Linked DNA regions of Homo sapiens: regions 1, 3, 4, 5, 6 and 7 are each linked to region 2. The links are chromatin loops, found by intact Hi-C in ENCODE. Cell type or tissue: IMR-90. All regions are shown on one strand. Region 1 overlaps LOC124902297 (a long non-coding RNA gene). Region 2 holds the start of COL5A1 (collagen type V alpha 1 chain). Region 3 overlaps LOC105376311 (a long non-coding RNA gene). Region 4 overlaps COL5A1 (collagen type V alpha 1 chain). Region 5 overlaps LOC105376311 (a long non-coding RNA gene). Region 6 has its middle 89 kb from the start of COL5A1. Region 7 has its middle 77 kb from the start of COL5A1.

What was found. Peaks named below come from ENCODE experiments on the same cell type or tissue, not always from the same donor. Only the 100,000 strongest peaks of a DNase experiment are listed, where the experiment ranks them.
Region 1: it touches region 2 in a loop (4-fold over the local background); 21 of 110 quality-filtered maps call a loop at or near these places.
Region 3: it touches region 2 in a loop (8-fold over the local background); 52 of 110 quality-filtered maps call a loop at or near these places.
Region 4: it touches region 2 in a loop (2.2-fold over the local background); 6 of 110 quality-filtered maps call a loop at or near these places.
Region 5: it touches region 2 in a loop (9-fold over the local background); 51 of 110 quality-filtered maps call a loop at or near these places.
Region 6: a loop joins it to region 2, with 3.0 times the contacts of the local background. A loop is called at or near these places in 8 of 110 quality-filtered maps.
Region 7: it touches region 2 in a loop (3-fold over the local background); 4 of 110 quality-filtered maps call a loop at or near these places.

Annotation. Positions count from the first base shown.
Region 1 is chr9:134,166,238-134,170,237 of GRCh38, forward strand. LOC124902297 (a long non-coding RNA gene) reads right to left here. Exons shown (of 2, transcript XR_007061834.1): 2 at 1-2,525. Among named protein-coding and RNA genes, the nearest start is that of RNU6ATAC, 3.7 kb to the left of the region's middle. In IMR-90, no CTCF peak of the experiment used is centred here; a DNase peak (open chromatin) is centred at 1,504; H3K27ac peaks cover 597 bases.
Region 2 is chr9:134,641,083-134,645,082 of GRCh38, forward strand. COL5A1 (collagen type V alpha 1 chain) reads left to right here and starts at 721. Exons shown (of 66, transcript NM_000093.5): 1 at 721-1,214. The coding sequence starts at 1,106. RefSeq lists enhancers at 1,700-2,406, 3,662-4,000. In IMR-90, a CTCF peak has its summit at 1,635 (motif pointing left); DNase peaks (open chromatin) are centred at 619, 1,619, 1,959 and 3,779; H3K4me3 peaks cover 3,364 bases; H3K27ac peaks cover 3,208 bases.
Region 3 is chr9:134,454,563-134,458,562 of GRCh38, forward strand. All of the region lies in intron 1 of LOC105376311 (a long non-coding RNA gene), which reads left to right. Among named protein-coding and RNA genes, the nearest start is that of MIR4669, 77 kb to the left of the region's middle. RefSeq lists enhancers at 1-622, 966-1,903, 1,904-2,840. In IMR-90, no CTCF peak of the experiment used is centred here; a DNase peak (open chromatin) is centred at 1,979; H3K27ac peaks cover 3,311 bases.
Region 4 is chr9:134,737,238-134,741,237 of GRCh38, forward strand. It overlaps COL5A1 (collagen type V alpha 1 chain), which reads left to right. Exons shown (of 66, transcript NM_000093.5): 10 at 1,237-1,278; 11 at 1,509-1,571. Among named protein-coding and RNA genes, the nearest start is that of COL5A1-AS1, 86 kb to the left of the region's middle. In IMR-90, a CTCF peak has its summit at 2,078 (motif pointing left); no DNase peak of the experiment used is centred here.
Region 5 is chr9:134,447,248-134,451,247 of GRCh38, forward strand. The region is part of intron 1 of LOC105376311 (a long non-coding RNA gene); the gene reads left to right. Among named protein-coding and RNA genes, the nearest start is that of MIR4669, 70 kb to the left of the region's middle. RefSeq lists silencers at 1-221, 2,396-2,690. In IMR-90, CTCF peaks have their summits at 2,043 (motif pointing right) and 2,497 (motif pointing right); a DNase peak (open chromatin) is centred at 2,534.
Region 6 is chr9:134,550,505-134,554,504 of GRCh38, forward strand. No RefSeq gene overlaps it. Among named protein-coding and RNA genes, the nearest start is that of COL5A1, 89 kb to the right of the region's middle. RefSeq lists enhancers at 2,405-2,926, 2,927-3,447. In IMR-90, no CTCF peak of the experiment used is centred here; a DNase peak (open chromatin) is centred at 1,647; H3K27ac peaks cover 404 bases.
Region 7 is chr9:134,562,701-134,566,700 of GRCh38, forward strand. No RefSeq gene overlaps it. Among named protein-coding and RNA genes, the nearest start is that of COL5A1, 77 kb to the right of the region's middle. In IMR-90, no CTCF peak of the experiment used is centred here; a DNase peak (open chromatin) is centred at 2,261.

The sequences.
Region 1 (4,000 bases), 470 kb before region 2:
GCAGATTCTTGCCTCTTCCCTAGTCTGAGTCCAGGGTCTGTGGTCAGGCCTGGGAATCTGTATTCATTGAGGCCCTTTGGGTCCCGCCATCATAGCAGCCTGTCTTTACTTTGGGTGGAGGTCGGAGGTCTGCACATCACCCAGGAGGCTTACCAGTGGTAACCCAAGAAGAGGGAAGATGGCAAGAGGGTCTTTGCAGGGTTGGGAGGGCAAGGATGGAAGGACCTGGGAGGCCACAGCACCCTCTCGGACTTGGCGCAGAACCCGTGGAAACAGCCTGCGATGCACGGATGGAGGTGGCTTTGCCCTGTGTCTGCTGGTGCCTCTGGAACTCCGGCTCTGACAGACGCTGCGTCTCCTGCTGACTGCTGCATCCCAAGATGAGCCCAGCGCTTGCACACAGGGCGTCCCAAAGTGTTTGTTGAACAAAGGCATGATCAGTGTTGGTATTGCCCTGAGACTCATGCCCTCAGCCCCGATTCGGGCACATGGCTCATGTCAACCGCTGGAAGTCCCTCTGGGGCCCACAAATGTCTCTAGACCACAGGAAGAGTCGGCCTGGCTCCATGTGCCTGGCGCCTGGGGCAGAAAGGTGGACGGGGCAATCAGAGTGGTCACCATCGGGGAGTACACTTTGCACTCCACTCGAGTCTCCAGGGATATAACTCACTGGATCCTAAGTCTCACTTTCTGAGGGCCGTTCTTAGAGTCTCCTGTATGAAATCAGGCTACATCCAGAGAAAGTTCCAGAAATAAGAAAAGATGAGATCGCCTACTGACCCTCCCATTTTTTGCACACGGACACTGAGGGAGGGGAGGAACTTGCTCAAGGGCACCACACAATTTTTTTTTGAGATGGAGTCTCAAAGATGGAGAATTCCTCCAACCATGAGGAATTTGAACGCTTATCCCGAATAGTGGAAAATGAACGTCTCATGGAGTTAGGGCCTGTCACCACCTGGGGATCTACAGTCAGACATGGCATAGAGGATGCCCTCCCAGATCCCGCTCTGTCTCCCAGACTGGAGTGCAGTAGTGCCACCTTGGCTCACTGCAACCTCCGTCTTCCGGATTCAAGCGATTCTCTGGCCTTAGCCTCCTGAGTAGATGGGATTACAGGCGCACACCACCACACCCGGCTAATTTTGTATTTTTACTAGAGATGGGGCTTCACCATGTTGGCCAGGCTGGTCTTGAACTCCTGACCTCAAGTGATCCACCTGCCTCAGTCTCCCAAAGTGCTGGGATCACAGGCATGAGCCAACATACCCAGCCCACCCCATGAGTTATTGCTAGAGTGGTGGGGTAGGGACCCGGCCCCCAGCTCTCAGTGCTGGACATGGGCAGGGTGGGCATGGGTTCCCTTCCAGCCCTGGCAGAGCCCTGGACCATGCGTGCTTTTCCCCTCAAGTGTCGAGGCAGGCAGGGCTGCTGCATAGAATACAAGATGCCCCATTGAGATGGAATCTCAGACAAATGAGTCATGTTTTACTGTAAGCATATCCCAAATATTTCATGGGACACACTTATACTAAAACTTATTCATTGTTTATCTGAGCTTCAAATGTAGTGGAGTGCCCTGTATTTTTATTTGCTAAATTTGGCAGCCCTAGTAACGGGAGCTGGAAGGCTTTTGTTATTTGCCCTCAAGCAGCATTTCCTGGCATTGGCTTCAGTGACCAGTTGTCTCTTGAAATGTCCCATGGACAGAAGGGAAGAAAACTGGGAAATACTGTGTTAAATAAACTTGCACAATTCCTTTTTTTTTTTCTTTAAAGAAAAGCCTAGCCGGGCGTGGTGGCTCACACCTGTAATCCCAGCACTTTGGGAGGCCAAGAAGGGCGGCTCACAAGGTCAGGAGTTTGAGACTATCCTGGCCAATGTGTTGAAACCCCATCTCTACTAAAAATAAAAAAATTAGCTGGGTGTGGTGTCGGGTGCCTGTAATCCCAGCTACTTGGGAGGCTGAGGCAGGAGAATTGCTTGAACCCAGGCGGGAGGTTGCAGTGAGCTGAGATCACGCCGCTGCACTCCAGCCTGGGCAACAGAGTGAGACTCCGTCTCAAAAAAAAAGAAAAGAAAAGAAAAGAAAAAAGCCTATTAGTTGGCAGGAGGGCTTATGAAAATGAGGCCTGGGGGATGTGTCATTTACTCAACTGTCTTGGCTAATGGGATCTCTAGGCTGGTGAGGTTGCGTTCTGTGTTTTTTTTTTTTTTTTTTTTTTTTTTTGAGACGGTGTCTCGCTCTGTTGCTGAGGGTGGAGTGCAGTGGTGCGATCTCGGCTCGCTGCAACCTCTGCCTCCCAGGTTCAAGCAATTCTCATGCCTCAGCCTCCAGAGTAGCTGGGATTACAGGCATGTGCCACCATGCCCAGCTACTTTTTTGTGTTTTTTCTAGAGACAGGATTTCACCATGTTGGCCAGGTTGGTCTCGAACTCCTGACCTCGAGTGATCCGCCCACCTTGGCCTCCCAGAGTGCTGGGATTATAGGCGTGAGGCACCGCTCCTGGCTGTGTTCTATGTTCTGTAAAGGAAAACAGTGCAGGTAGGAGAAAAGAGGGGCCTGGGAAGGGAAGAAAACAGCAGGGAAGAGGAGGGCTGAAGACAGAGCAGGAGGAAGGCTGAGTGGCTTTAGCTCTTTGGCCTAACCCAGACCAGTCAGAGTTCACTCTGGGCACCTCCCAGTGGCAGCCACTTGATTTGCAGGCAAAGAGCTTGGAGACCGGCTCTGCAAATTCAGCCTTATCCATGTCCACATGGGTATGGCCCCGGAAAGCACTCAACAAATATGCACTAAATGGATGACTTCAGGCAGTGATCCAGATTATTCAGAGCAGAAAGCTGCTTGGGCTCTGATTACAGAAAAGTACTCCCCGCTCATCCGGATGCAGGGATACCTTCCAAGACCCCCTGTGGAGGCCTGAAACTGTGGATTGTACCGAACTGTAGAAATACAGTACTGTTTTTTTTTCCTATACATACATACCTATGATAAAGCTAGGCACAGTAAGAGATTAACAGTAATTACTAATGATAAACAGAACGATTGCCACAATATACTGCTGTAATAAAGTTAGTGTGTGTGATCTCTCTTTCACAATATCCTAGTGTTCCATGCTCACCTAGTTTCCGGCCACTATTGACCGTGGGTACCTGAAATTGCAGAAAGCAGAAACTCAGATAAGCAGGGACTACTGTACTCTTTTTTTTTTTGAGACAGAGTCTCGCTCTCACCCAGGCTGGAGTGCAGTGGTGTGATCTCGGCTCGCTGCAACCTCTGCCTCCCAGGTTCAAGCAATCCTCCTGCTTCTACCTCCCAAAGTACTGGGATTACAGGCATGAGCCACCACGCTCGGCCCTGTACTCTTATTTGCAGGCTCACATGGCTTTAGGGAGACTGTATTTTCCAGAATGCTGATGACATTTCTGCTCCAGATCTGGGGAAGTGTTGGTGAGTCAGTACTCAGCAGGATAGAAGGCTGAGGACAGTTTGGGCCCCCACAGGTGGCCATTCTCCCTCCCCAGAAACCTGGCCATGTGGTGGGCCGAGGCTGCCCGCTCTTTCGAAACTCCAAGCTCTGGGCACCCACAAGGAAGGAAGGACGAAGCGAGGGTGGAGTGAGTGCAGTGAGAAGCGCTCCTCCCGGCCGCCAGCACCATCCTGCGGAGTTAGTGATGTGGCGGGATCAGAGTTCAGTCTTTACAGGGAATGTCTCCTGGAGACACATCTTACTGGCAGCATCTGTGGGCTGCCTGGGGTGGGGTGAGGCAGGAATGGGGTGGCCTGACCCCTGCCCTGCCCACCTCTCACGCACGCACCTCCACCCACCTGCTGGCTGGTCCCAGAGGCCTTCCTAGGTTCCCGGGAGGCTCTCCGCTGGGAGCCAGGGGAAGTGTCAGAGCCAGGGCGACATTCCCAGGAATAGCGAGAGGCCCCAAGGACTCATTCCCTTTCAGAACGGAAGGCCTCGGTGACCCAGGACCCTCCTGGGGCCGTCA
Region 2 (4,000 bases):
GAGGGGCCACCAGGGAGTGGGCAGGAGTGAGGGGTGAGAGCCTGGGGGCCGCAGAGCCAAACTTCGCCTGATTAATAACCCAGATGTTCCCGTCCAAGCACATGGAGGTCCCGGGAGCTCTTGGGAAGTCAGACCCCAGCTCGGTCCCGTGCCAATCTGCAGTTAGGAGGCAGGTCCTCGGTCCGGGTTGACACGTAGGCCACAGTCTTGGGCGCCCTGATCTGGCTGGATGGGAAGTTTAGTCTCCACCCAGAAGAGGAGCTCTGAACTCCTCCACGTTAAAGAAAAAGTTAGGCGGGGTAAACTGCAACTTTCTTTTTAACCCGAAGTGATCAAACCTCGGGGCCCCTCTGCACTGGTTCTTGGAGCATGGCCAGGTGCGGGCACCTGGGGTGGGAACAGTGGGGGGACCAGGGTGGGCCCCTGGGCTCCGAGGCCGCCCCAGGCCCGCCCGCCTACCGGCTCTCAGAGAAAGAACAGGGGGCCGCGCCCGCCCCACGTCCGCTCCGCCCCGGGCCAGCCCCTTCCTCGCTGCGACTCGCCCGCTGTCCCCACCCCCTCGCCCGCGGCGCCCAGTGGGAGGCGGGGGCTGGCCTCGCCGAGCCCAGCGCCGGGCTCTGATTTGCTGCGGGCGTTGGGGATCGACAGCCTCCGCGGCTGCCTTCCAGGAGAGAGGGAGGGAGGAAAAGGGGGAAAAAAGTGCTCCGCGCCGAAGGCGAGGTCCGCACTCTCCGTCCCCGCGGCTGGCGCAGGACCTCACTCGAGCGGAGCGCCCACGGGGAGCGGGTCGCGGGGCGGCGGCGGCGAGGAGGAGGCGAGAAGGAGTTGGAGGAGGAGGAGGAGGAGGCGAGGGCGAGCTAGCCCAGCGGGGTCCCGGCCGCCCCGCGGGCCAAAGTCGAGCCCTCCCGCCCGTGGGCGAGCGCGCCAGCCGCCCCTTCCAGAACAGCCGCCGCCACAAAGAAGAACGGGGGGTGCCGAGGTCCCCATGACCTCCTAAAGTGGTGCGGTCCCTGCTGAGTGCGCTGCCCGGGCCGTGACCCGCGCCCCTGTGCGTCCCCGCGCGCCTCCGAGCGCCCCTGTGCGCCCCGGCCCGCGCCCCGCCGGCATGGACGTCCATACCCGCTGGAAAGCGCGCAGCGCGCTCCGCCCGGGCGCCCCGCTGCTGCCCCCGCTGCTGCTGCTGCTGCTGTGGGCGCCGCCTCCGAGCCGCGCAGGTAAGGGCGCCCCGGGGCGCGGGGCTGCGGGATGGGGCGCGCGCAGCCCGGGCGCCGCTGTCATCCCCGGGCGCCTTCGCCCGCAGAACTTTTCTTCCTTGGCCTGTGGAATGCACGGGCCAAGACCACGAATGCCATTTGCTGGGGGCCCCCCCGAGATGACGACACGCAGACACAATGCCCGCGGGCGCGCCGCCGCCCCCTCCCCAGACGGGCGGGTCGGGTGGGGCTGTCGCGCGAGCCGAGGAAGGACCGAGGGCTGGATCAGCAGGAGGGGTTGTCCACGAGGCGGGCAAACTTTTGTCCCAAAAACCTTCCTTCTCTGTCCCACATCACAGGCGCCCAGCTTGGGCCCTCACAGCCCTACAGCAGAACTTCCTCTGCTCCAAACCGGGCAGGGCCGCCCCCTAGAGTTACAGCCCTTCAAATCCCGGGACTCCTGGGGATGGGGGGAATCCCAGAAGCCTGGGCCCCCAGCACTGAACTTCCCCCAGGCACTGTCACTCTAGGCTGAGCTGGCGCCCTGCTTTCCCCAGGGACAGCGTTTCCTGCAGCCTTGGTCACCTAAGTGTTCGGGGGCACTGGGGACCCCTGCAGGGTGGTAGACAGCCCTGCTCCTAATCCCACCCCCAAACTTCTTGATCCCTGGAAGGCAGCTTTTCCTGGATTCGCTGCTGAGAGATGGGATGCGTGGAGCAAAGCCAGAGATGGGCTTGCAGGCGGGGCTGTGAGTGGTTGGGATGATATGCAGATGTGGGATTCCTTCTGCCAAGGGTCAGCCCTTAGAAGGAGGCTTGCTTCCCGGGGAGGGCGCTTCAAGGCGGGGACTGTCTGCGTCCCTGCCTGGGTTCTCGAGGGTTCAACTCTCCCTGGCGCAGCTTCCTGACGGGGGAGTTTTTCTAGGCATCGCTCTTGGTAGTTAGTGGCGGGGTGGGTTTTCACAGACTCTCGAACATCAGAGCCCCCAGCCCTGGAAGGTCCCCCGAATCCTTATTGACAGGCGGGGAGATGGAGGCTCAGAGCTGTGTGCTGCCAGGTCAGGAGAAGTGGCGGGCAGAGCGATGGGACGGTGGGCTCAGCGAACGTCTGGACCAGCCCGCCGCCTGCCAGCAAGAATGCTTCTCTCTGCTTCACGATTGGAAGACAAGTGGGAAGAATCATTGTCCGTGTTCCGCTTGTCAATTAAAACACTCTTTTCCTTTTTCCCTGGCACGATCAGTGCTTGTTGGGCTAACTGGATGAGCTGGAGTCTGGGTGTGGGGGCTGCCCTGGGGCTCTGGGGGAGGAGCCAGGAGCCTGGCCTGGCTCCCAGGACCTGGGATCTCATCCCTGGGCCGCCACCAACTCTCTCCTGACCCTGGGCTAACTGGGCTTGTGTTTCTCCAGGGGTTAGCTGAAGGTGGGGGACAACAGAGGTCCCCAGAAAAGTGGAGAGGAGAAGGAAGGTGTGGTCAGGGACTGTGCCATTGCCGGGGGACTAGGCCCTGTCTCAGCGCCTCTGGGGACTTTTCCCCAGAAACTCAGGAGGGAGTCCTTCAGGGGAATCGTCACCCTAGACAGCTGGGGCAGGGCACTGCCTGGGGACCATGCACCGGACTGGGCTTGGGGTTCCATTTCCCTCCCTGCCCATCTCCCCACCTCCACACTGTCTTTTTCCCTCTCTGGTTGCCCTCGCTAATCGAAGTGCGGCTCGTTGGAAGTGGGAGTGAGGATGGCCCAGAGCAGCAGGCTATGGAGTTGGACATTTTGCTTTTGTCAGAACAGACTTTTAGAAGCATGTGGAGAGACCACTTTTCTTAGTGAGTTTTGCCAACGTCTCTCCACCTCCCAGGGTGGGACCTATTTGGAAGTCATCCTTCGAGCATGGCCAGAGGGGGCGGCTGTCCACTGGAGATGCAGGCGCTGGGGGGAGGGGGCGGCTGTCCACTGGAGATGCAGGCGTGGCGGGGAGGGGGCGGCTGTCCACTGGAGATGCAGGCGCTGGGGGGAGGGGGCGGCTGTCCACTGGAGATGCAGGCACTGGGGGAAGGGGGCGGCTGTCCACTGGAGATGCAGGCGCTGGGGGGAGGGGGCGGCTGTCCACTGGAGATGCAGGCGCTGGGGGGAGGGGGCGGCTGTCCACTGGAGATGCAGGCGCTGGGGGGAGGGGGCGGCTGTCCACTGGAGATGCAGGCGTGGCGGGGAGGGGGCGGCTGTCCACTGGAGATGCAGGCGCTGGGGGGAGGGGGCGGCTGTCCACTGGAAATGCAGGCGTGGCGGGGAGGGGGCGGCTGTCCACTGGAGAGGCAGGCGCGGGGGGGAGCCACCAGCAAGTGCCTGCTGTCTTCTCCATCTTCGGATCTGCCAGATGTTTTCTGAGGGTTTTCTGAACACAGTTCTTTTGCCTGCTTTCTTTTGGCCAAGTGTGTGAAGGAATGAAAAGTAAGATTGCATTTGGGGCTGCTGAACAGTGTAACGGGGAAGGAGAGTATGGGAAATGAAACATGACCCCAATATTTGGAAATTGAGGTCATCTCCTCTACACGCCATTGGTTGACTCCAGTCACGTGATTGCTTTTTGCAATAATTTGTGGGGAGAGTCGGCCAAGTTTTGTGAGACTTGACAGGTATCAAATGGTTAAATTTCCTCTGACTCAATCAAGTTGGCTGGAAAGACATCCTTTTCCATCCTCTGCCCCCTCCCTCCCTCTCCCCATAAAAGAGCAGTGAGTGGGAGGAGCTCAGAAGCCCCAAGAATTCCCCAAGCCCTCTCCCTGCTGTGGTCCAGATTTGCCGGAGGGGTTGGA
Region 3 (4,000 bases), 190 kb before region 2:
CCTGGGCACGTCATAACCCCTCTTCCTGCCTCCATCCCACATCATCTGTAAAATGGAGGTGACGCCAGCTGCCCTGGCTCCCACTGGACTGTAATTTTGTCTGTGGTTTTCTCCGCCTCCTCCCCTCTCCTGCCTCAGTCGGGACTCATTCAAGCTGATCACCTCCCAGTGGGGTGCTGGTGGGTTCTGGTCACTGTGCAGGAAAGGGTTAACTCAGCAGGCCTGAGTTGTCCACACCCTGCACATTCCAAAGAAAGGTCTGGCTCTGGCCTAGCTCCTGGGAGGTGACCTCTGACCTCTAGCCACTTGAAATATACTGCGTGATAAGTGTCTGTGTTTGCTTGGGGGTCTTGGGCCACCCTAGTGACCGCGCTAATGATGTCATTTACAGTGGGACCTTGGGCTGTGCTGTATCGGCTCATCATCCTGGGGATGAGACCAAGGCCAAGCACACGGGCAGTGAGGCATGTCTTTGCGATGGACCCCCAGTAGGAACCCTGAGCCCCGAGGCGTGGCTGGGCCCCCCTGGCTGGTGCACACCATTCTGGGAGAATTGAGCATCGTCTGCCCGACTCTACTGAGAGAAGACCCCTGGGTGCTGGAGTCTGGTCTCCCCTAAACCCTGCCCTCTAGAGATGCCCAGTTTGCTGGTTCGAGGCTATGTCCTTTCACGGCGCTAAACCCTGACCTCGGGTATCGCTGCCTGGCTGAGTTCTGTGAGCCAGTCCAGCACGTCCCTGAGCCTGAGGGTGGTTTGGGGACCCTGAACTGCAGTGTCAGCATTTCCATGGATGGGTTCTGAAGGCAGGTGATGAGGAGGTGTCAGCCTGGGTTGACTACGAACTTTCAAGTCCTATTTCTGAAACAGCCCTTGGAAGGTTCGGGGGCCATTTTACCCCCTCTAGACATTTTGCTGAGCCTTTGCCTGGCCTTGACACCTGTCTCCACCTGTCCACGTTCCCAGCTCTGCCCACCAGGGACTGTGCCTACACCCAGGGATGGCCTAGGTCAGAGAGGGACAGGCTGTGGACTGAGGTCAGGCGTGAGCCAGCCCTGCCTGCCCCCTACAGTTGGGAATCCTCTGGGCGAGGGAGGCAGACAGGACAGAGGGATGCCGCAGGGGAAACCTACAGGTGTCCCCTTTCCCTGGAAATGGCGGACCTCCTTCTCCAGAGACCCTCACGTGCGTCTCTCTCAGGGACGCCTTGGGCCCCCACGGCGTTTGTGCCCAGCTGCCAGGCCTCTGATAAAGCCGCTTCCTCGCCTCGGCCCCCCTTCCCTGCCTGTGCCTCAGGAAACCCTGGGCCTCCTTCAAGGCCCTTCCCCTGTAAGCCCCTCCGTGTCGGGCTCTGCTGTGTCTTCCGAGACCACACCTGTCCTAGGTGCCTGGGTCCAGGTGAGGCGCTCCCTGCTGCCAGCAGTGGACAGAGACTGGTTTTAATTAAAGCTCCCAGCAACCACCCCTATCGCCGTGGAAACAGAGGTTCCGGTGGAGACGTGGCTCCCAGGCCACACGTGTAAGTAGCGCAGCTGGGAGTGGCGCCCGGAGCAGCCCGAACCCAAAGGCTGATCTTGACCGAGGTGCCCTGCTCCTTCCCGGCCGCGGTCTCCACTCGGCCCACTGCTGGGCCAGGGCCGCAGCGGCCGGAAGGGGCTGTCCCTCATGCACCGTGGCCCTCCGGCCTTGTCTCTCAGCGCCCAGACCCCAGGCACAAGGAGGCAGGGGGCTGGGACCTGCCTGGAGCCTGCTGCCCCAGCTGCTGACGTGGTCGCCCCCGCCCACCCTGTAGACGTGGCCGCCCCCACCCTGCCACGTCGCCACTTCCACCCTGCAGGCAGGAAGCTGCACGCTCTCGCTCTCTTTGTGTAACTTTTGGAGGGTTGTAGTTGCAGGAAACATCTGGATGTGGCCCAAGGAACATAATAAAAAAAAAAGGGAGAGCCGCGGGGAGAAGGCAGGGCTGGGGGAGGTTTGCAAAAGCCATCTGATTTCACTTTGCAAAGACAACTGCAATTATGCCTCTGAGGGTTTGCAGTCACTTCACATTCTAGCCATGCGGTGACGTCAGTGGGAAACTATGAAGCTCGCGGACTGCGTGGTGACACACACCCCACGAAACATGGCTCGGGCCAGCTGCCGGCCATGCTCCAGCCCGACAGCCCACCAACAGGGGTCTCTCCCAGAAGGAGGGAAGCTGTAGCTGGGAGAGGGGGTCCCTAACTTTGGACATGCTGGGTTGTCCCCAATCGCCCTCCGAGCTCCAGCTGTGCCTTCCCCTGCTCAGCCTGCATCTACCCCATCTGACCCCACAGGCTCCTGGACAGAAATGGCCCGGCCTTGCCTAGAGCTAAGCTTCCACTCCAAGGCAGAGCTATGGGGGTCCGGGCTGGCAGGGGGGCCATGGCCAGGCCCTCAGGGCTCCCTGCTTTCCAATGGCCCCAGGATCAGCGGTTTCCACAGTGTCCTGTAGCATGCGGCTGGGTGTCTCCATCGTCCCAGCATCCTGTGGGGTGGGCCGAGGGTCTGTGTCCCTCTATGTCCCGTGGGGTGGACCCCGGGTCTGTGTCCCCCTGTGTCCTGTAGGGTATGGCTGGGGTCTGAGTACCTCTGTGTCCTGTTGGGTGGAGCTGGGGTCTGTGTCCCTCTATGTCCTGTGGGGTGGGGCCGTGGTCTGTGTCCCCCTGTGTCCTGTCAGCTGGGGCTGGGGTCTGTGTCCCTCTGTGTCCTGTGTGGTGGGGCCGGGGTCTGTGTCCCCCTGTGTCCTGTCTGGTGGAGCTGGGGTCTGTGTCCCTCTGTGTCCTGTGTGGTGGGGCCAGTGTCTGTGTCCCCCTGTGTCCTGTCGGGTGGAGCCGGGGTCTGTGTCCATCTGTGTCCTGTGTGGTGGGGCCGGGGTCTGTGTCCATCTGTGTCCTGTGGGGTGGGCCGGGGTCTGTGTCCCTCTGGGTCCTGTGGGGTGGGGCCGGGGTCTGTGTCCCCCTGTGTCCTGTGTGGTGGGGCTGGGGTCTGTGTCCCCCTGTGTCCTGTCGGGTGGAGCTGGGGTCTGTGTCCCTCTGTGTCCTGTGGGGTGGGGCCAGTGTCTGTGTCCCCCTGTGTCCTGTGGGGTGGGGCCGGGGTCTGTGTCCCTCTGTGTCCTGTGGGGTGGGGCCGGGGTCTGTGTCTCTCACAGTGTCCCCAGCTTCTGGTCACTATCTCTGTCCCTCCTGCCCTGGGGTCATCCTGAGCTGGGTCCTGCCTGCCCTGAAATCTCAGGAGCTGGGGTGGTTCTCTCTGCTGCTTCTCTGCCCAAGAGTCCAAGGGCTTCCCAGGGACAGTGCTGCACCCTGATGGAGCCCAGGCCTCTGGGCGAAGGACACAGCCTCTCCCAGACCTGCCCCAGACCCCTGAGGCTTTTTAGTGCAAGGGGACCCCCAGGGCAGGAAGGGTTTGCCTGCCACGTGGCAAGTACTTCTGCCTTGAGGCCGTCACAGACAGGGTCTCTGGACTGTGGTGTAGTGTCCTGTCATCTCCAGGTGTAGTCTCAGAAACGCCTTGAAATGAAGCCTGAAGGGGAAGCCCAGTTCCATGGTGTGGACGAGCGTGTCTGCCGGAGGCCTCGGAGTCGCATCCACCGGTGTTTATTGACAGCTGACTGGTGCTGTGCCCTGAGACCCAGGCCCTGCCCTCTGGCACTCAGTCTACCAGGGGCCAAGGCCTGCACCCTCCCTCTGGGCTCACCTTGGTCAAGCCTCTGGTGGACTTTTAAGGCCCACGGGGAACCCCCCCACAGACCCCCTTCCCACTCTGCAGGTGGGCCGCTGAGGCCTCTGCAGACGGGCCTGAGCAGCAGGGCCTGTGCTTGTCGAGGCCCCATGGCTCCCGCCATGGCCAGGGTGAGATGCAGAGGGCCACGGAGCCTGCGGTGGGGCCCTGGGGTTTGACACTGGGGCCCTGCCTGGAATGGGGCCTTGGTGTGATGGGAGCTGGGGGTGGGGTGGAGCCTGCCTGGGCCGAGGGGCTGTC
Region 4 (4,000 bases), 96 kb after region 2:
CCTTCCCTGCAGCTGCAGGATAATCAGTACCCATGGGTGTCGCCGAGGCCACACCCACACCCTCCAGAGCTGAGCCAGAGCTGCCCCTGGGCCTGCTGGAGCCTTGGCTGGGCGGCTGACGGGTGCTGTGTCGCAACGTGGGGAGCAGACACTTGAGGGGTGCAGGGCAGGGAATGCTGAGTTCCTGGGTACCTCTTTGAAAATGTGGTCCCCCAGGTCCTAGCTTGCCTCAAAGATCTCTGGCTGCCTCGGGGTCATTCTCCATTGTCTTGTTGAGTAGCACCTGGTTCCCATCTGTCAGAGCAAGTCCCTTGAGGAACAGTCGCCCTGAAGTCGTCATGGAACACGGAGGACTCTTGGGGCATTGGGGGTGCCTGACCCTGGCGTTGCCAGGTCAGAAGTGGAGAGAGGAATCCCGCCCTGGGGAAGGGGTCGGAAGTGGGGGTCTCAGGGCAGGGAGCCCCGTCCTGCAGGGAGCCGCTCCCACTGCTGCCTTCACAGCTGTCCACATTGCCTTTCCCAGGGCTCAGGCTGACCCAAGAGCCAGGAGGCCCTGTCCCCATTGGGGTTAGAGTGAGGCCTGGGTGTGCTTGAGGCAGATGGGCCCTGTGGTGAGGTGAGGGCCAGAGGAGGAGGGCTGAGTGGGCAGGTGGACATGGCAGGGTTTCCCATGGGTTCTGGGCTGCTGCGTGCATGGGAGGATGCACCTCTTACCTGGAGGGAGGCGGGGTCTGGAGGTTGCAGCCCTGGGGCCTGACGGTGGTCCTGGCTGGGGACAGAAGTTCAGCCTGGAGCTGGGGCACCTATTTTTCCCTTATCCTTCCCAAATCCACCCGAGTCCCCTTGTCCTGGCATCCACCTCCTCCCTCGAGTGGCTTTGGCCTGGCGGACCTGCCTGGCACTCCCCTTTGGGGTGATGCAGGGAGCCTGGCGGTCTCGGCTCCTTTTCCTCATCTCGGCGTCTTCAGGTGCTTCTCGTGGCGCTGGTCTTGCGGGAGCCTGTGTCTGTCACTGGCCGCTGGCCCGGGTTGCTCTTCTGCCAGCGAGTGCCAGGAGGACAGCCACTGAGGCCCCACCACAGGCCCCCTTTGCAGTCTGTGCTCGTGACTCCCCAGGACAGCAGGAGCTGAGCCAGGGCCTCTTGTGCATGCAGCTGAAGGCCGTCCACACCACTGGGGTCTGGGGTGTCGGGAGGGATGGGCTGCGGTCTCAGACGCCCTCTCTCTGTCTCCCCAGGGCATGCTCATCGAGGGCCCGCCTGGCCCAGAAGGCCCCGCGGTGAGTATCCGGCTTTATCCTGTGACTTGCAGAAGGTGCTCTTGGTGGGGTGGGGTTGGTGACACCCCTTATGTCTCCTGGATGGAAAAGAGGGGGGCTCTCCGCTTTTGCAGATCCCCTGGGAGCCGGCGCTATCCCACCCCCACCTCTGCCTTGGTTGGCCAGTTGGAACTTGGACCTTGCCCTGCGGCCCCATCTTCTAACTGCCCCAACTTTATTTTTAATTCTAGGGTCTTCCCGGACCTCCAGGAACCATGGGTCCCACTGGCCAAGTCGGGGACCCTGGAGAAAGGGTAAGAGGTTGACTGTGTTTCCTGAGATCACACAAGGTGTGGGGCTGCCCACGCCTCCTCTCCACACTGTGACCCGAGCTGTCCCTGCCTGTGGAGGTGACCCAGAGGCTTGTGTCTTCAAATCCCCCCTCACCCAGGCACTCCTCACACCAGCCCCGTTCAGATGTTTCTGGGGCTGAACTGTGGCTATGGGGAGAGTGGGGCCCCTCGGGGCCCAGGGAGCCTGCCAGTGCTCAGCCCAGACGGTGGCCTCAGGACCCTGCAGTTGCCCAGCAAACGGCCGCAGCAGCAGTAACCACAGCAGATGGCTCCGGGGCCTTTCCCACTCCTCGCCCCTGGGCAGCCACACCACGTGGAATTGGCCACCCCCCTTGCTGGGTTTGGGAACTTCCTTGGTCTGGGTTGCACCTGGCTCACAGGCTCAGAGGCATCCTCGGGTGTCCCTCGCCGCGGGAGGAGATGGAGGGAGAGCTGCTCCCTGGCTGCCGCGATTTCCTTCTGACACCTGGTGGGCGCTCCAAGTACTGCGGCCTCCTGGTGTCCGGCGGGGCGGGAGTTTTCTCTTCCTGCTGTTGGAATGAATGTGGATTTGAGTGCAGAAGGACTAAGAACTGATTCCTGGACAGCTGGCTTGTGGGTGGGAGAAACAAGGGCTGCGTGCGGGTGTTCGCGGGTGTTCACGCCAGGGCCCTGCCTGCTGTCCGGGGCAGAGTGAGGACCCTGTGGGTGTTGTGGTGGGTGGATGCAGGGCAGGGTCTGGTCGTGTGAGAAGGTGGTTCGTGATGTCAGAGCGCAGTGGCTAGGGATGCTTCCCAGGTTACTGCACGGGGAGGCGTTTGGGGAGTGTCTTGTGCAGTGCCTGGTGGCTTTGCAGCAGTGCTCAGGAAAGGCGGGCCAGGGCGCAGGACAGTAAGTCCTGGCCTTGGACCTGGAGGTTCTTACAGGTGCTCAGTACCCCTGGAAAGCTGGGGAGGGGCAGGACAGGTGAGGTCAGGCAGCAGGATGCAGGGGCAGGCGGCGGCAGCCTTCTTGGGAGCAAGAGCCGAGCCAGTGGGGATGCTTGCTTGGGGAGGAGATGGGAGCACTGAGGCCGGCCTTTGGAGGAGAAGGATTCAGGTCAGCTATGCGGGAGGAGGTTGTTATCGTTCTGTGTGGCTGGGTGACCTCTGAGGGCAGTACGCATCAGATTGGGCCACACAGTAAGATTCTCTGCCACGTTGCTTTTCACGGTCAGGGATTTGGAGGTCCAGAAGAGGCGGGTCTTGCTCCATGGCAAGGGCCGTGGCGGGAAACAGAGTGGGGTGGGGGCTTGGCTGGCCTCTGGAGCACAAAGCTTTCACAGCATCCCCGGCCTGGCAGCCACATTTCCAAAACTCCAGACAGGCAACAGCGAGTGGCCGCTGCTCTTGCCCAGCCAGCACCGGCCAAAACTCCAGACAGGCAACAGCGAGTGGCCGCTGCTCTTACCCAGCCAGGACCGGCATGGCTGGAGCTCTGTGCTGGGGGCTGCAGCCACCCCAGCTCGCTCTGGAGACCCCTTCCCCCAGATTCGCGTGAGATGGGGCAACGGCCAAGCTCCTCCTCCGCAGAGCTGCCTGCGGATGGGTCCACAGGTGTGGCTGGGTTCGTATGCAAAGGAGAGTGCATTGCATGGCACTGGGAGCTGTTTTCTCTCCCAGATGTAGGACAGGGTGGTACCCACAGGGCACAAATGCCGGTTGACACACAGGGCACCCAGATGCTGACTGACACTGCCTCAGTGGTGTTCCACGGCTCCGTCCTCCTTCTATCCATCCAGCGTACAGATTTGTACTGAGTGCCTGCAGGGCTGGGCACTGCTCTAGCCTGGGGATCTCAATGGTGTGAACCAGAGGGGTGCTGGTTCACACCTCACCATGCGGTCCCTGCCTTTGGGCTGATCCTGGCTTGGGAGTCACTGGTGGGTGGCCCTGCCAGTGCCTTGTGACACCGTGACCTACCCAGCTGCCGTGGAGGAGCCAAGGGCCCTGACTGGAGAATATCGTTGGTTTAGGAGCTGGTCCTCCTCAAACTCACATCAGGGTCCAGGAGCATGAGGACTGAGGTTGGGGTTGGCAGAGGAGCCAACTCCTCCAGGGTCTGCCATCCGTGGAGTCAGAGGAGAGACCTGGAGCCCACCGGCCTCCCCAGGGCCCTTCCAGTGAGAGGGGTGCTGGTTCCAGGAGCTGAGAGCTGACCACCCCTCTGGGTCCAGCTCCGGCCAGCCTTGTTCAGGAAGCCATCCCTGCTCACCGCTCAGCGCCCTCTTGATGTCCAGATCTTGCTCGATGCCCGCTAATCAGCTGTGAAAGATCACTGGCTATGGGGTGAGGCCCTGCAGTGCAGCCTGCGGTGGGCCGGGCTCAGGTGCCTGTGCGGCGGAGAAACAACATTGTCTCTGCCCTCGGAGG
Region 5 (4,000 bases), 190 kb before region 2:
ATTTGCCACCGCAGGCCTGTTCCCTGGTAGCTGTCACAGCTGGGGAAGCTGAGGCTGGTGCATGACCAGCAGTGGTCAGGAGTGCTGCTCTCACCTGGGAGCAGGAGGAACACGTAGAATCTGGAGCAGCACCCTGAGCGAGTCAGGTGCGGAGACTCAGTGCCCTATCACCCAGAGGGAGGAGGATGCGGCTGGTGGGGCACCAGGGTGCTTGGGCCCAGCTGTGGGGCTTCCTCCAGGCTGAGTGGGGTGGCGGTGGGCAGGGGTTTCTCTGGAGTCCTGGCCCTGGACCTGCTGAGCTGGTGATCACTGTTGCACATGCCTGTGACTCGGTTTCCCCTGTTTGGTGTGCCCACTGTCTGTGGGATGGGCATGAGACCATCACAGGGCTGCTTGTGGCAAGTCTGCCTCCACAGTTCAGCTCTTGCATTTCAGTCTGAAAGGTCCCCCAGGCTCAGCCTGTTTGGGAGCAGCCTGTGTGCATTGGGGTAGGGGGAAGCAGAAGTGGGGTCCCAGCTCCCAGACACTGCCCACCTGGAGAAGCCATGGCCTGGCTTCCAGGCCCAGTGCCAGTGAACACGCCAGGAGTTGTGGTTGGACCAGGGCCTCAGCTTGACACCCGGGGAGTATCTCACCCCTCTCTGGTTCAGACTCTTGCTGTTGCATAAAAATCCCCCAAGTTCTTGGTCAGTAAGACCTGGGTTAGTGGCCCCAGGGCCAGGGGACTGAAGTAGGGGAGCTTTCCTAACAGACAGGCAGGGTTTGGGGAAGATTTTTCCTTTGTTGGAGGTTGGATGGGGTGGGGGAGGGGAGCAGGAGGACATGGGCTCTGCAGACCCTCTGTATCTCAGGTAGTGGCCAGGAGCCAAGGGCCCTGCTGGTGGTGCTGGCCTGGAATCCAGTCCTCGGTCTCTTCTGCTCTGCCCCTGCGAGATATAAGTGTGGGCTCTGGAGTCACTCACGTCAGCTCCCTGCTCGCTCACCCAGAGCCTCAGTTTCTGCCCCTGTGGAATGGGGCTAATCCTAGCACCTTGCTTGTGGTGCTGCCTGAGCCAAGACCTGCAGTGGCTCCCCTCTGGCATCACTCCAACACTCAGTGAGGGGCAGCTGGGCGAGACTGAGAGCGAGAGACCTTCCAGGTGCCGGGCTTTGCAGCCTCATTGGCCTTTTCTACTAAGGTCCTTTCTCTGGGTGCCCAGGGACGTGGGTGGCTTGCACAGAAGCCATGACAAGTGTGTGGGTCTACTGAGGACCCAGCTGCAGTGAAGGGCCTGGGAGAACCGGAGGTGCATGTGCTCAGGGAGTCTAACCCAGCTGTGGGGCAGAATGTCACAGGGCTGGTAGTGAGAGTGGAAGGTGGGGTCACCTGGACTGCAGGTGCCTGGGGCCAGCCAACTGCAGACTGTCCAGGGAATAGAGGGCCAAGGTGTCAGTGTCACTGGAGGGCATGTGGTGGCAGGGGGCCCTGGGTGGGGACACGTCAAAAGGGCAGGACCCAGGAATTTTCCAGTAAGTACAAACCTAGTGAACTTTGGGTGCAACAAACAAGCTACTTGAGTTACAAACAATATACTTTAGAGAAAAGCAAACAATTTGCCAAAAAACCCCAAGTGAACTAGGAGCAAATGGAACATGGATTGAGGGGGCCATACAGCCATTTGACCATTCTAGTTGGTAGCAGGGGCTGCTGACAGCACTGTGATGAGAAGGACTCTGAGGCTTTGTCTGGGTGCAGCAGACACAGGCTTGATGGGACTGTCACTGTGCAGCTGTGTTCTTCATTGGGTGAGTTGGAAAGCGAGGGTGTGGGAAGGCAGACAGCTTAAAGGTCCAAGGCCAGCAGACTTTGTTCCACTGTCCTCCTGAATTTGGAATTTGGTGGTTTCTTTCTGTTGGACATGTCACCCCTCTTGGGGCTCTAGAAACTCCACCAGTCCCTGAACACCCACCCTGCCCCACCCCACCCCCGACACATAGGCAGAGACCTTGGTTTTGTTTGGAGAGTTACAACAGCTGATAAAGCTGGGTTGCAATTTTCTGAGTCCCCACTGGGTGGCAACCTCTAATTATTCCAAGTTTTAGGGTTTAGAAAACGAAAATACCTTACTGAAGAAATTCAGTAAAACCTATCTTTGCCGCTGAATTATGTGGATGACAGCACTGAATTTTGTCATGTTCAAGGAAGGAGGCATCTCATGGACCCTTTGTCTTCCCTGCAAGGGGCTCTGTTTCCTTGGCATGCAGGGCAACACTTGATGGGAACTGTGGCAAAAGCAACTTCCCCAGAGGTCAGGATGCTTGTGAAACCTCATCACAACGGAATATCCTCAGCTTGCTCCCCCAGAGAGGCCATGGGAGCTGTATGCAGGGTCAGCCCTACTTGGGTATCTTTAGTATACACAGAGCGAGGGGAAAACATCCTAAGGTGCCTCCATCGGCTCAGGACATAGCGGTCCCTGGTGCCGTGGCTGTCAGCATCCCTATCCACCACCTGAGGGCAGTGTCATCCTGCAGAGTGCACCCGGCAACCAAACTGGTGGCCCCTGCTGACTGGCTAAGCTCTGATGTTTCCCTGGCAACCACCTCCCGGCTCCTCCCTCTCCCATTTGCCCAGCCCTGGAACATGCTGCTTAGTTTGATTTGCAGATGCTGCCTTTTTGCTCTCTGTCCCCATGCTTAGGGGCCAAGATGCTGCCCCAGAATGGACCGTGGCGGGCTGTAGAAGCAGGGACGGACCCGCATATGAACATCCCTGATTCCGTCTTAGCTGAAGGGTCCTCCTTTTCCTCCAGTGCTTGTGTTTCCCACATCCTGCTCTGGAAATGAAGAGCAAAATACAGAGAAGGGGCTTTCAGGGCCAGGAGTGAAGGCAGAGAACTGTGTGATGCTTCTGCGATTCCCCAGGCAGAGCCCCTGCACCCCTCCTTGCCTGCTGCCCATCTCATGGGCTGGGGAGAGTGCCCTTCCCCTGCTTGCTGCTGAGGGGAGGGAGGGGATGCAGAACACTGTGGTTCAGAAGCATGGAAGTGTGGTGCCTGGGACATCTGCCCTGATTAGTCCCAGGGGAGATTTGTGGTGGTCCTTCTGGAGCAGACCTTGTCAACTACAAAGCGACTATGAATTCTAATGAGTTGAACCCCACTGGGACACAACTAAGTTGTCCCCAGAGACTGCAGGAAGCCTCAGGAGGGTGCCTTCTGAGGTCAAAGGAAGACAGAGGGGAGAAAGTGGCATGCCTGGGGCCTGCTTGTGGTGCCTGGCCTTGAGGCTGGTGGATGCCTGCATCTGGAGCTGGAGCCCTTGGTCCCAGATAAGCATGTGAGGAATCAAGTCATGGGGAAGGCAGTGAGTGTGGGAGGTGGTGGTGGGGTTGCTGATTTGGACAGCATGGCAGGTGGGGCCTCCACGGGAAGCCGACCTGTCCTAGTCCACTTGGGCTGGGTGGCTCACAGACAGCAGCTTATTGCTCATGGTCCTGGAGGCTGGAAGTCCAAGATCAAGGCACCTGCGGATTTGGTATCTGGCAAGGGCCCATTGCTGGTTCAGAGCTGGCTGCTTCTGTCTGCATCCTCACATGGCAGAAGTGAGCAAGGCAGTTCTCAGAGACTTCTTTTATAAGGGTGCTCATCCCACTCATGAGGGCAGAGCCTCCCAGAGGTCCCATCTCCCAACATCATCATCTTGGAGGTTAGGATTTCAATGCATGACTTTTGTTGAGACACAGATATTCTGTCTATAGCACAACTACACAGCAATACAGGGAAAGGCATCCCAGGCTGGGGGAACAGCATATACGAAGGCTCAGAGGCAGGAGAGAACTGAGGTGTGCAAAGAGTAACACAGAGACACATGGGGAGAGAGGCTGGTGATGAGGCGGGGACCATTGGGGCTGAGGGTTCTCCATGTTGCCCAGGCAGACATGTGCTGGAATTGCTGGATGTATCGCCCAGACATCCAGCAATTCCAGTGCTTCTTCTCAATCCCCCTTCGAATGCCTCTT
Region 6 (4,000 bases), 91 kb before region 2:
GGTTATAAAATGGGAATATTCATTTCAAGTGCCGAGCCAATGCATATTCTTTTCCCACCATCATAAAAGACTTGCTTCCTAATGACAATAACCTTCATTGCAGGCCGTCGATTGTCATCTCTGTTTGTTTTTCCACTCCACCTTCTCAGCTCCTGTGCCACCTCCCACCCCACGTCTTGTTGACTTCATGTTTATCCTTCACTCACTCAACAAGCACATGTGTCCTTAGTGATGCCCCTGCAGCCCCTGTCCCATCTGGCACTGTGTCATTCAGGTGTTCCCGCCTCCCCGGACACCTCCTTCGGCCCCCTCTCCTGGGTGTTCTGGACAACTGCGGCCACGTGTCTGCTTTGCTCCAACTCTGAGTGGTCTCAGGCAGGTCCTTGCCCCTCTGAGTTTCAGTTTTATTTATAATGTAGAGAAACGGAGAACTTGTTTCATAAATGATCCTCACCAATTCCACGTGGTGGCCCAGAGGGCTGTGTTGAGAAGGACTCTGAGGAGCAGCCCAAAATTGACAGGAGGGAGGGCTGACCAGCAACGTGTGTTGTGAGAACAGGAGGGAAGGGGGCCAGGTGGACACTGGCTCTTTGCTGTCCTTGGACTGGATGGTGCTTCAGCACCTGCATCTCTCCGCCTCTTCACACCTGTCCCGCTTTACATCCTCCGTGTGGGAGACGTCACACCCACCTTCAGTTTAGAGCTGGGGCCGCTCTGTTCCCCAGGGCCGCAGCTGCGGGGCAGAGCTGGTTGTCAACTGCGTGTGAGGGTGGAATCGAAGGGGTCCTCTGTGCTGGAGGACCCCGTCCTGGAGAAGCAAAAGGCTGAGTCGCTGAGTTTTCGGGTCTTGGCTCCCTGCCCATGGCCCCTTTTCCCAAGTAGAGACCCCAGTGGTCCTGGGAGCCGCCCTGCAGAAGCCCTGCCATGACCTGGCATCCTCCGCAGGTGAGGGAGCCGGCCTTCCACCTGGAGGGGGCAGAGGGCAAAGGCTGCAGAGCCTCCGCCGCGTCAGCCGCTGGTTGAACGGTCCAGGCGTGCGCGCATCCCTCGCAGCCGTCGACACACAAACAGGCTGGTCTGACGGGACAACTCTCCACTGAGTTCAAGCTCAACAGGCTCAGATGAGACCCACAGACCATTATGTGTTTACATCTGGAACTTTCTTTTTCCTGCATGTGGCCCCCTTCCTGCACAAAAGGTTGGTCTTCTTCATCTCCCAAAATCCATACGGCTTGGCATAGGATAGAAGCACAGACAATGATTTCTGCGATTGATTTATTTTCCCTTGTAACTAAATGCTGAAGTGACAGTAATATAAGCCAGCCCTAGGGGATCTAATTCAGTGTCCTGATTGATAGGACAGCAAACTTGGTCTTGCTCTTCATCTCAGGGAGCCCAGACTCCCCGTGGACAAGGGGCCGAGAGGTTTGTGCAGCCTTCTCTGCCTTGTTTCACGCCGGCCAGTGGCTGGTCTAGGAGGGATCCTTCCCCCACCCCCCACCCCAAGTCTATTTCAGACCCACCTCCTGCTGACTCTGCTCCATCGAGAAGAGCTATAAATCAGCCTTCCTTCTGGGGTGATTATAAAAATCACTCTATTAGCAGTTGACTCACAGTCTAAAAATGTGCTCATGGCATAGTTGTGGCCACTGAGCCTGGTTCGGTGGGACAGGCCCCAAGCCCCAGCCCGCGCCTTTCTGCAGGAGGACTTCCCTTTCCAAGCACGCGCGCTGCCGCCAGAGCCTTCCGGCCGACCCGCCGCGGTGCCCTTCCTAGCGACGGCCTGTGATGTTCCTTAGCCACGGGGCTTGGCCCAGACCCGCTAGAGGGGGAACGAGGGAGGAAGCCATCTGGGGAGGAATCAGAGTTCAGACGAGAAAGGAAATTGCCCTGAGATGATTGAAATGGCAAGGAGAAGGGAGAACCTGGCCAGTCCAGCTGAACAAGCGGATGTGGGGTCGGGGGTGGCCTGGGGTCCCTGTCCTGGCTTTGGGTCTCCCTTGTACCCATGTAGTACTAGTACTACTACTACTCAGTGACCAGCTCTGCTGACACTGGGGTCCGGCGGAGTCTGAGGGACTGGAGGGAGGCTGCCTTGTCTTCTTCCACCTCCCTGGGTGCCAGCTGGGTGGGGCAGGCATGGAAAGCCCTCTGCAGATGTGCAGGTCCCCCAGGAACAGAATGGGGGTTCTAGGTGAGTGTGACCGGGGGCTTCCATGTAACCCCACTACAGTGACCTGAAAACAGGACCAGTAACCCCAGATCAACCGCCAGCCACACCCTGGGCACCATCTCCCCCAGAAGTCCTTTGGTGCCCCAGGGCCAGCACCTGCTAAGGTGAGAATTGGGACCACCTGTGCCCATGTCCCTCAGCCATGCTTGCCCTGGCTTGTAGCTCCCCAGGACAGGGCTGGGCCTTTGCCTCGGGTGGGGTCCCTGCAGCTGGCTCCGTACTGCTGGCCACACCTCAGGACTTGGTGAGCCTTTGAACACTAAGTTCTGAGCTCAGGGGGCTCAGCATTTTAGACTTTGGTTTTGCTGACACTCCTGACCAAGTGCACTTTCCCCTCTGCAGAGCCAGACTGTGGCTTTTCCCTTTTGGGCAGTGGAAGGGGCGGGCCAGAGGCTGGGTCAGGGTAGTGGAGAGAAGAGCCCCAACCAGCTGTGGCCCGTGATGCAGTGCCTGGGGCTGACCCGGGGCTCCAGCTCAGCCTGGGCCTCAGCCGCGTCAGATCCCCACCAGGCCTCCTCCTGGGTCCCAAGGGGCTTCCCTGCTGTCGGCAGTACCAGCAGCTGCAGTTTGATTTGGGGCAGAAGTCAGGGTGGGCTGTGTCCAGAGAGTCACCCTGAGTGGCCTGTAGGCACAGCATTGCTCGGAGATGGCGCTCACCCAACCTTCATGCAGCAGGCACTTCTTGAGTGCCCAGCATGTGCCAGGCCTGGCGCGGCCCGGCTGGCCCAGTGCGAGTGTGGACCAGCCCTCCTTGTTGGGACAGGCAGGCTGGGGAGAGGAGAGCAGGGGCCCGAGGCCGGCATTCTGCACTTTCCATCCCCTCCTCCTGGGCTCCCCGCTTCCTGGGAGGTCCGGGCAGGAAGCCGGGCAGAGCCCACCCCCATGCTCTCAGACTTTTGACAAGTGCTCCCCTTGATGCCAGGCTGTGACGGTGAAGACGCCACTCCCAGCAAAGTCAGAGTGATCTTCTTCCTGCCTCCCCAGGTTCTCCAGCCCCTCAGTGCTCCCTGGGGAATAGCAGCTCATCAGGGGTGCCGTCCAATCCCCAATGGGGTTTCCTGTGCGGCTCTGGAGGGCTCTGGTTCCCTCGGTCTCCAGAGAAACATGTGAGGACAGCGATGGTTTTGCAGTTTCTGGCGCCGCCCGCAACACAACTCCAGGTTAATAAGAAGAGAAAGCCTCTCCTTTCACTTTCTTGCCGAATGCCTTTCCGGGCAAAGAGAAGGGGAGGAAGAGGAAGGCTGGGGAGGGGGAATTCATTTCCCAGCAGGGGATGGGGGCTGTCAGCCCTCGGGGGGCCTGGGTGGGTCTGAGGGAGACACAGAGCCTGGGAGTCCTGCAGGCCTGGCGGAGTGAGCAGGGGGGTGTGGGGGCTGGGAAGGTGGGGAGACAGGAAGGCACTTCAGGGGACCCAGGTGGGCCGATGCCCTGTGGATGGAGGGCACTCCGGAGGCCCAGCAAACAGAAAGCCAGAGATGGACAATGCTGGGAGGCGGGCGTCTAGGGTGTCAGGATCTCTAGGCTGCCAGGACGTAGAGGAGCTATGAGCGGCACAGCCCGCTGGGGTTGGTGGGAGGTGGCTCCGCAGGGGCCTGTCACTTGGGCTTGAGAGAGATTTGGGTTCCAGACTGCCTTGACTGTGACCTTGCCCTGGGGGTCAGTGCCTCATCCGAGAGATGGACTGACTCCCCCTGCTCTGCGCTCGTCACCTGCTGGGAGGCTCAGGTGAGACGGTTTGGGTGACAGCAGCTCGGGTGCTGAGGTGTC
Region 7 (4,000 bases), 78 kb before region 2:
TAGAAACACTCCATTTCCTAAAGATGTCATCTGTCCTCACTTAATCTATTCATTCAATACAATTCCAATACAATCTAAAATACATTTGTGTTTGCTTTTAGTGACACTTGATCAGCCAACTCTACAGGGTGTATTATTGAGCAAGGAGAGGGCTGGAACATTAGCAAGGCAATTTTGAAGGGTGAGGTATGGTCACTTGTACCTTAAACTATCAAGTCTTTAAAAGCTAGATCAAAAAAATGTAGATTGGTGCAGAGGGATCAGATGGACAGAAGCCCAGGAGACCCAGTTGTACAGGGAGACTGGTGTGGCAGAGGACTGGGCTGTGGCGGGAAAGCACAAATGAAGAAATGGGGCCAAGATAATGGGTTATCAGTATAGAAAAGAAGTTACACTGGGTTTCTTTTTTTTTCTTTTTTTGAGATGGAGTCTTGCTCTGTTGCCCAGGCTGGAGTGCAGTGGCACGATCTCCACTCACTGCAAGCTCCGCCTCCCAGGTTCATGCCATTCTCCTGCCTCAGCCTCCCGAGTAGCTGGGAATACAGGTGCCCGCCACCATGCCCAGCTAATTTTTTTGTATTTTTAGTAGAGACGGAGTTTCACAGTGTTCGCCAGGATGGTCTCAATTTCCTGACCTCGTGATCCGCCCGCCTTGGCCTCCCAAAGTGCTGGGATTACAGGCGTGAGCCACCATGCCTGGCTACACTGGGTTTCTACACCACATTGCTCACAAAAGGTATATGCCAGGTGGATGAAAGGCCTAGGTGAGATAAGCACAATTTTAACACTTCTATAAGAGAAGGAAGGTGTGGTGATTAATTCGAATGTGTCAACTTGACTGGGCCACGGGGTGCCCAGATGTTTGACTAAACATTGAATCTGGGTTTGTCTGTGAGGGTGTTTCTGGAAGACATTGACTTTCGAATCAGTGGACTGAGCAAAGCTCACTCTCCCCATTATGGGTGGGCACCATCCAATCCATTGAGGGTTTGAGTAGAACAACGAGGCCAAGGAAGAAGTAGTTACTTTCTCTGCCAGCCTGGGACATTGGTCTTCTCCAGCCCTTGGACTAGAGCTGATACCATTGGTATTCCTGATTATCAGGACTTTGCACTCCAACCAGAACGACGCCACCAGCTTTCTGGGGTCTCCAGCTTGCAGATGGTGGGACTTCTCCACCTCCATAATTGTGTGAGTCAATTTCTTATAATCTCTCTCTGTGTGTCCATATATAGATATGGGTATTGATATAAATATGGAATATAGATAGGTATATTTCCTATGGGTTCTGTTTCTCTGGAGAACCCCAACTCATACAGAAGGAGATGACCTTTGTGATTCCAGTGTAGGGAAAGATTTCTTAACAAGACACAAGATGTACAGACAATGAAAAGTTTCATAAAGTCCTTTCTATTGAAATTTAAAACCTGTGATTGTCAAGAAATACCATACACAAAAAGAAAAGGCAAGGCACAGAGCAGTAGAAGGTATTTTCAACATGTGTGCAATAACGGATTAATATCCAAAATGCATAAATGATTTTAATAAATCAACAAGAAAAAGATCTCACCCTCTTAAAAATGCAGAAGAATGGGCAAAAGATAGGAACAGAAAATTCACAGTGGAAGACATCAAAATGGGCAAAAAAGAGAGAAATCCCATGGAAAGGAGCTCGATCTTACTATGAGGTTGAACCTTATGAAATTATCACTTTCAGCCACTCAACACAGTTGAATGCTGGTGCTTTCATACAGTTCCATCCTAGAGCTCAGGGAAGTCTGAGCTAGAACACAGTGAGCCATGATCTCATACCCATCCGAGTGTCCTCATACCCATCCTAGTGTCCTCACACCCGTCCGAGTGTCCTCACACCCATCCGAGTGTCCTCATACCTGCCCGAGTGTCCTCACACTCATCTGAGTGTCCTCATACCCATCTGAGTGTCCTCACACCCATCCAAGTGTCCTCATACCTGCCCGAGTGTCCTCACACCCATCTGAGTGTCCTCACACCCATCCGAGTGTCCTCATACTCATCCCAGTGTCCTCATACCCATCCGAGTGTCCTCATACCCATCTGAGTGTCCTCACACCCATCCGAGTGTCCTCATTCCCATTCGAGTGTCAAAGGTTTAAGCCTGACAATACCATTTGCTGGTGAAGTGTGGCACAGCAGGGACTTATAGATCCTGACAGAGACGCTGATGGATGACAATGACTCACCAACTTGGTGAACAGTTTGGTGGCATCTTGTCAAGTTACAGAAGCACATATCCAACTCTTACACATTGCTGGGGAATGCAAAATAGTGCAGCTGCTGTGGGAAGCAGGGGCTCCAACAACGCAACATAAAGTTAGCGATTCCACTCCTGCAATGAAAACTTACATTCACTCGGTAGGGTGCAGTGACTCAAGAACATTGGGAGGCCGAGGCGGGTGGATCATGAGGTCAGGAGATCAAGACCATCCTGGCCAACATGGCGAAACTCTGTCTCTACTAAAAATACAAATATTAGCCGGGTATGGTAGTCCCAGCTACTCAGGAGGCTGAGGCAGGAAAATCGCTTGAACCTGGGAGGTGGAGGTTGCAGTGAGCCGAGATCGCACCACTGCACTCCAGCCTGGGAGACGGAGCGAGACTTCCTCTCAAAAAAAAAAAAAAAAAAAAAAGAAAACTTACATTCACTCAAAAACCTGTACACAAATGTCTGTAGCAACCTTATTTGTAATAGCCAGAAAGTGGAAACAACCCAAGTCTTCATGAATGGATGAATGAATACATAAACTGTGCTACACCCACACAATGGAATAATATTTGTAAAAAGGAGTGAAGTACGGATACACACCGCAACACGGATACAACTTGAAAAGGTGCCAAGCAAAAGAAGCCAGTCACAGAAGACCACACAGCCCATGATCCCATTTATCCCATGTTCACGACAGGGATCTGCAGAGACAGAGCTGTGGTCTCTCAGGAATGAGGGGCTGCGGGGTAGCGGGCGATGGCTAAAGGGCATAGAGTTTCCTCCCGAGATCACCAAAATGCTATAAAATTGACTGGTGATGGTTGCACGTAACTGTGAAAACATCACAAACCATTGAACTGTCCTTTTTTTTTTTTTTGAGACGGATTATCGCTCTGTCGCCCAGGCTGTAGTGCAGTGGCACCATCTCTGCTCATTGCAAGCTCCTCCTCCTGGGTTCACACCATTCTCCTGCCTCAGCCTCCCGAGTAGCTGGGACTACAGGCGCCCACCAACATACCCGGCTAATTTTTTGTATTTTTAGTAGAGATGGGGTTTCACACCGTGTTCGCCAGGATAGTCTTGATCTCCTGACCTCGTGATCCACCTGTCTCGGCCTCCCAAAGTGCTGGAATTACAGGCGTGAGCCACCGCGCCTGGTCGAATAGTACATTTTAAATAGGTGACTTGCATGGCCTATAAATTATATCTCAAGAAAGCCGTTAAAAAAAAAAACCGAACAACAGCAACCAAAAGAAGTTCAGCTTCCCTCTATTCCATCACTGACCGTGGGCATTGAGCCACTCCCGTGTGCTCACCAGGAGCCAAGCCTCAGAAGGCAGCTGCAACAGAGTCTGACCATGGAAATCCAGAAACGACCCACGGCCAGGACCGCGAATGAAGAAATGAACATGGCATCCCCTGTGGAATACCGTTAAGCAGCGAAATGCAAAGAGCTGGCACCGTGCAGACCCGCATGCATACTCTTAGCGCAGAGCTCGAGAAGTTTTAGAGCACCCGCTAGATTTGCACAGAGTTTAACAGCTACGGATAACTGCTGACAGATCCTGGCTTGGTGGGTCCCTCTTCCCTTTCCTAGGGTCCTCCTGACCTTCACGCCAGGCCTCTGGGCCCCTTGGCCACCTTGGGGCCAGCTCTGGCTTCTCCATAACTTCTTAACGACAGGCTTTGCCCAACCAGCATGTGTGTGTCTGGCAATTTCCCGCTCAGAAGCCGTGTGGAATTAAGGAGTCTGAT